2 separate regions of the Homo sapiens genome follow, and region 1 is linked to region 2. The links are chromatin contacts, found by Hi-C or POLR2A ChIA-PET in ENCODE. All regions are on one chromosome and are shown on one strand. Each heading gives the region's core, a stretch centred on a gene start or an enhancer-like site at or near the end of the contact. The rest is flanking DNA. Distances are from core to core; before and after follow the strand shown. Region 1 has its middle 26 kb from the start of DEDD2. Region 2 overlaps POU2F2 (POU class 2 homeobox 2).

Region 1 (2,843 bases), core at 204-2,703, 92 kb before region 2:
TCTCCTCTTCTGTCTGTGTCAAATCTTCCTCTGCCTCCCTCTTAGAAGGGTATATGTGATTGCTTTAAGGGCCCACCCAAATAATCCAGGATAATCTCTTCATTTCACAATCTTTAATTACATCTGCAAAGTCCTTTTTGCCATTTAAGGTAACATTCACAGGTTCCAGAGCTTCAGTCTGGACATCTTTCGCAGGAAATTTTTCTTTCCTCTTTTTTTTTTTTTTTTTTTGAGACGGAGTCTCGTTCTGTCGCCCAGGTTGCAGTGCAGTGGCCCGATCTTGGCTCACTGCAAGCTCCGCCTCCCGCCATTCTCCCGCCTCAGCCTCCCTAGTAGCTGGGACTACAGTCGCCCACCACCACGCCCGGCTATTTTTTTTTTTTTGTATTTTTAGTAGAGACGGGATTTCACCGTGTTAGCCAGGATAGTCTTGATCTCCTGACTTCGTGATCCGCCCGCCTCAGCCTCCCAAAGTGCTGGGATTACAGGCGTGAGCCACCGCGCCTGGCTTTTGCAGGAAATTTTTCTGCACACTACACTCTCCAACTATTTTTCTGAAGTGTCAGTACCAGTTTACTCTCCCACCAGCACTGAATGAGAGCTCTCTTTGCTTCACATTGTCACCAATACTATGTGTTGTCAGATGCTTTAATTTTGCTGATCTGATGGATGTGTAGCAGTTTATCATTGTGGTTTACTTTTCTTCTTCCTAATAATTAAATTCTGCTCTTTCTTGAATGAGGAGTAGGAGGTCTTTGAGTGTATAGAGTGGGTGAGGGTATTCCAGGTAGATGGAATAGCATGTATGAAGGTCTCAGGAAATATTTGTTTAAATTGAATAAGAGGTTTAAAAGAAGCATTAGGTTACTTAAAATAAGAAGAATTATTATTACCAAGGGTAAATACGATGCAGAGGTAGACTTTTCTGTTTCCCTCAAACACCAAGTCATTCAACAAGCATTTACCAGCTTAAACACCTGTCCTAGGTACTACAAGATGAGTTAGATCCAACCCCACCCTTGATAAACTCTGGCTTAGTAGGGAACATGATCACTGGGGACATCTCAAAGGGATGTAAGAGGGACTGAGGACCCAGATTTCCTTGAGGCTTATGTCCTCAGGTTCCACCACCCTCTATCCCACTTCCCTGTTGACATCCGTTGACTCCCTGGTCACTTCACCTCGTTCCTGAAGACTAGCACCTGCTCATAGACTTCCTCTCCACCCCAACCCATGCTCTCCTGCTGGGATATTTAACTGTCCCTGATAATCCATCCTCGTAATGATCTAGCCTCACAGTCTCTTTCCACTTCATCTCTGGTGACCTTCATCCCACTTTAGTCATCCACTCCCATGACCACACCTTGGGTTTAGTCATTACCAGGAAGTGTAACATACATAGTGAACATTTACAGAGCACTTATACCACATGCCAGGCACTTTGCCAAATGCTTTACATGTGTTTACGCCTGACACAAACCTGGAAGGCTGGTGTTAGTATCCTCATTTTACAGATGAGGATATACACTCAGGAAGGTAAAGTCACTTGCCTGGGTGACACATTTAGTAAAATGGCAGAGTCGGAATTCTAACACATGACTTTCTGAGTTCCAAATAAAAAATCCCTGATTTTAACCACAACCCAGTTCAAAATCCAGCATCCTGCTCTCTGATCCCAGCACCTGCCTTTCAGATCTGACAGCCCCTCACTGCCATCACACCTGTGGCGTCAACTCAAAGAGAGCTCTACTCCCTTGATCCCTCTGTTTTCTGCCAGTCTGCCAGACCCCTCCTGGCTTCTCTCCCTTCCTTGCCCAGCCAGAGTCTCATATTGGACCATCTGAGCTCTTTCACTAGCTCTCTAATAGTCAAGGTCCCAGCAGGAAACAGAAGGCACCACAGCTGGGATTTTGAAGATAATTTAATGAAGGGACTCTTTGCAGAGGTGTGGGCAGGGTTGAGGTAACCAACAAGGGAGGTGAAGGCAGCAGGAAGCTGTGACCACCCTTAGGTCTGAAGGAGTGAGGAAAGGATTGGTATTACTGGAGTGCTGTGAGAGTCATGGAACATGCCTGAGAGGAGCTGGAGTTGTGGAGGGGCACAGCCACTGTCAGAACCAAGGTGCTGACACAGAGCTGGGAGTTGGAGAAGAAGTATCCAGAATGCTTTCTTTTTCTGTTCTCTGATGCCCTGCTGGTGCTTCTTTTAGGGAGGAACCTAATTTGAAGTCAGAGAGCAAGGGGGGGTCCGATGATGCCACCCATATGGGTAGAGAAGAATGGAGGGTGGACCTGGAGGGCAAATGGAAAATGACCAGCATATGCTCTCAATTCCCTTACAATCCTACAACCCTAGCCTTTTTTTTTTTTTTTTTTGAAACTGAGTCTCGCTCTGTCACCCAGGTTGGAGTGTGGAGTGCAATGGCGCGATCTCAGCTCACCACAACCTCCACCTCTTGGGTTCACGTGATTCTTGTGCCTCAGCCTCCCAAGTAGCTGGGATCACAGGTGTCCACTGATTCCCCATTTTTTCAGGTTACACACTTAACCAGACCTATGCTAAAATCCACTTTACCGTTACATCTATAGGTGTTAATTTAACCTTTATCCCACAGAACTTCCTTGGCCTACCAGGTATGCCTCGACGTTACTCCGACTATCCTGATACATATACCGCATGAAATATTATCTCATCCATAGGCTCATTTATCTCAGTAACAGCATTCATACTAATAATCTTTATAATTTTTGTATTTTTAATAGAGACAGGCTTTCACCATCTTGGCCAGGCTGGTCTCGAATTCCTGACCTCAAGTGATCAGCCTGCCTCGGCCTCACAGAGTG
Region 2 (3,054 bases), core at 500-2,999:
TCTTCACATCATCTTCCCGTTATCCATGTCTATGTCCAAATTTGCCCTTTTTATAAGGACACAAGTCATATAGGATTAGAGCCCACCCTAATGACCTCATTTTAACTTGATCATCTGCCAAAGACCCTATCTCCAAATAGGGTTAATCTCTGAGGTTCTGGGGGTTAGGATTCCAACTTACCTTTTTGGGGGGTGGCAGGGAGTGGGGGGAGACACTGCAACCTATAACAGTGCTAAAGAGCTTCCCGGAGTGGTTGTACTAATTTACACTATTTGCTGGAGTATTTTAAAGCTAATTCCAGACATGAAATCATTTGCCTTGGGAGTGTTTTTTGTTTGTTTGTTTTGTTGTGTTTTTTGAGACAGAGTCTTGCTCTGTCACCCAGGCTGCAGTGCAGAGACACAGTGGCATGATCTCAGCTCATTGCAATCTCCGCCTCCGGGTTCAAGCGATTCTCCTGCCTCAGCCTCCTGAGTAGCTGGGACTACAAGTGTGTGCCACCATGCCTGGCTAATTGTTTGTATTTTTAGTAGAGACAGGGTTTCACTGTGTTAGCCAGGATGGTCTCGATCTCCTGACCTCGTGATCCGCCTGGCTCGGCCTCCCAAATTGCTGGGATTACAGGTGTGAGCCACCGTGCCCAGCCAGGAGTGTTTTTAAAGGAGGAAAGACCTGGTCTGGTTTACAATTTTATTATTTATTTATTTATTTTTGAGACAGAGTCTTGCTCTGTCACCCAGGTTGGAGTGAAGGGGCGTGATCTCGGCTCACTGCAACCTATGCCTCCTAGGTTCAAGCAATTCTCCTGCATCAGCCTCCGGAGTAGCTGGGACTACAGGCGTGTACCACCACACCTGGCTAATTTTGTATTTTTAGTAGAGACGAGATTTTGCCATGTTGGCCAGGCTGGTGTTAAACGCCTGGCCTCAGGTGTGTCCGCCTGCCTCAGCCTCCCAAATTGCTGGGATTACAGGCATGAGTCACCACACCCGGCCTGGCTTACATTTTTAAATGATTCTATTTGTTCTGCGGAAATGTTAAAACAAGGAAAATATTTCATCAAGAAAGAAAGGGTAGCCGGGTTCGGTGACTCACGCCTGTAATCCCAGCACTTTGGGAGGCCAAGGCGGACAGATCACAAGGTCAGGAGATTGAGACCATCCTGGCTATCATGGTGAAACTGTCTCTACTAAAAATACAAAAAATTAGCTGGGAGTGGTGGCGGGCACCTGTAGTCCCAGCTACTTGGGAGGCTGAGGTAGGAGAATGGCGTGAACCCAGGAGGCGGAGATTTCAGTGAGCCGAGATCACACCACTGCACTCCAGCCTGGGCGACAGAGCGAGACTCAAAAAAAAAAAAAAAAAAAAAAAAAAAAAAGAAAGAAAGGGTAAATAAAGAGTGAGCCCTCCCAGGACTGCCCAGTTGGGACTCTCTGGTACCCCATGGTAGAGAGAAGCCTCTGGGTGCCCTTAGCTCAGGGATGCCATTCAGAGACCGAGTGGACGATCCCTCACTGCCCAGTGCCAGATCGCCATGTGGAGCAGCTTCCTGGTTTCAGCCCCTCAAGGTTCAGGTGATGCAGAGAGGATGAAACCCAGCCAGGACTCAGGCTATCTTTCTGTCCACCCCACTCCCTGCCAGGACATACAGCAGCTCCTCCAGCTCCAGCAGCTGGTGCTTGTGCCAGGCCACCACCTCCAGCCACCTGCTCAGTTCCTGCTACCGCAGGCCCAGCAGAGCCAGCCAGGTAAGGCCCCCACCCCAGATGGCCTCCCTGACGCCTCCACAGAACTTCCTCACCTTCCCCTCCCCCTCACCCTGTGTATTTCCCCTTGTCTTTCCAGGCCTGCTACCGACACCAAATCTATTCCAGCTACCTCAGCAAACCCAGGGAGCTCTTCTGACCTCCCAGCCCCGGGCCGGGCTTCCCACACAGGTGAGACTGTCCATTGAGTGCACCAGGCCAGGCCAGCAGCAAGGCCTGCTGAAAGCTGGGTAAACGGGGGTGGGGGATGAGTGAGAGTCTCCTTTCCATTTGACCCAGCCACACTCTGCCAGTGATTTGCTGTGAGACCTCAGGCAAGCCCATCTCCCTGTCTGGGTCAGCCTCTTCCTCTATAGAATGAGGGGAGCTGGCCCAGACAAGTGGTTCTTAACCCTTTCTAGTACATGAGCTCCTTTGAGAATATGATGAAAGATTTAGATCTGATCCCCATTCCCCCAAAATGCTCATGTGTAAAAACACACAAAATTGCAAGGGGCTGCAAGCCTTTAGGCTGCAAATGCCTCGGGCCTCTTCCAGCACTGCAACGGAGGATTCTCTGAACAAGGCATTCGTTAGGTGATTATTTCACATCCACTTCCCAGACTGGAGACTGAAAACAAGGCCCACAGGTGTCTTTTATTTGGTCATTGTCAACTAAATTCCCAGAAAGCACCACATTTCCAGCTCCTCTTGATAAACCAGAAAATCTGGCAGGGCTGTACCTGTGTCTACGTGGTGGCTTGGCGCAGTGAGCAGTTGGCCTGGCCACTGGCAGGAGCAGAGGCCCCTTAGAGAGGGTGCCAGCTCTCCAGGCCACCTTGGCACCTGGACCCCGAGGCCTTTCTTTCAGTTTGCTGCCTGAGTTCTAGACTTTAATGATAATTTTCACTACCTTTTATGAATTTCAAAGTTTTTTTCTACCCATTTTTTATAGCCCTTTAAAAAAATATATGTGAACTATTTCAGAAGGACTGACTGAAGAGTTAGAGACTAATACAGGTCTTAACTGCAGTTCTGAAATCCCAAATGCTCAGAAAGTCAAGTTGTTCTTCCACCATTGGCATGAGAACTCATTTGACTGCAAAACCTGCCCTGCCATGATATAAGCCAGTGTATGACTTTTCTTTGTCCCTCTTGGTATGGCATTTTTGCTGCTGCAAAACTGTTACTGTATCTGATTAAGGAGTAATATTCTTGACCCTAGTGGGGGTGGGGGCCGGGCCACATTATCTATGATATACATCCTATGTAGGCTTTCTTTCTTTTTGTTTTTTTTTTTTTTTTTGA

What was found. A loop is a pair of places that touch in the nucleus more often than their neighbours do. ChIA-PET counts read pairs that join two places held with the same protein, here RNA polymerase II (POLR2A). Pooled maps may share reads with other maps.
Region 1: a loop to region 2 is called in a map of heart left ventricle, with 3 times the contacts of the local background. The contact joins two enhancer-like sites. A Hi-C loop is called at or near these places in 45 of 168 maps with a recorded cell type or tissue (A673, B cell, CD14-positive monocyte and 28 more), 36 of 37 single-sample maps with no recorded cell type and 38 of 50 pooled maps. POLR2A ChIA-PET finds 5 or more read pairs at or near these places in 13 of 52 experiments (A549, AG04449, AG04450 and 10 more).

The regions. Positions count from the first base shown.
Region 1 is chr19:42,190,606-42,193,448 of GRCh38, reverse strand. It overlaps a transcript of POU2F2 not described here. Among named protein-coding and RNA genes, the nearest start is that of DEDD2, 26 kb to the left of the region's middle. Within about 2 kb of position 1,453, at least 3 of the 41 ENCODE cell types and tissues checked have a DNase peak (open chromatin) inside an H3K27ac peak, as active enhancers do.
Region 2 is chr19:42,098,411-42,101,464 of GRCh38, reverse strand. It overlaps POU2F2 (POU class 2 homeobox 2), which reads left to right. Exons shown (of 15, transcript NM_001394376.1): 6 at 1,644-1,749; 7 at 1,847-1,938. Among named protein-coding and RNA genes, the nearest start is that of ZNF574, 24 kb to the right of the region's middle. Within about 2 kb of position 1,749, at least 4 of the 41 ENCODE cell types and tissues checked have a DNase peak (open chromatin) inside an H3K27ac peak, as active enhancers do.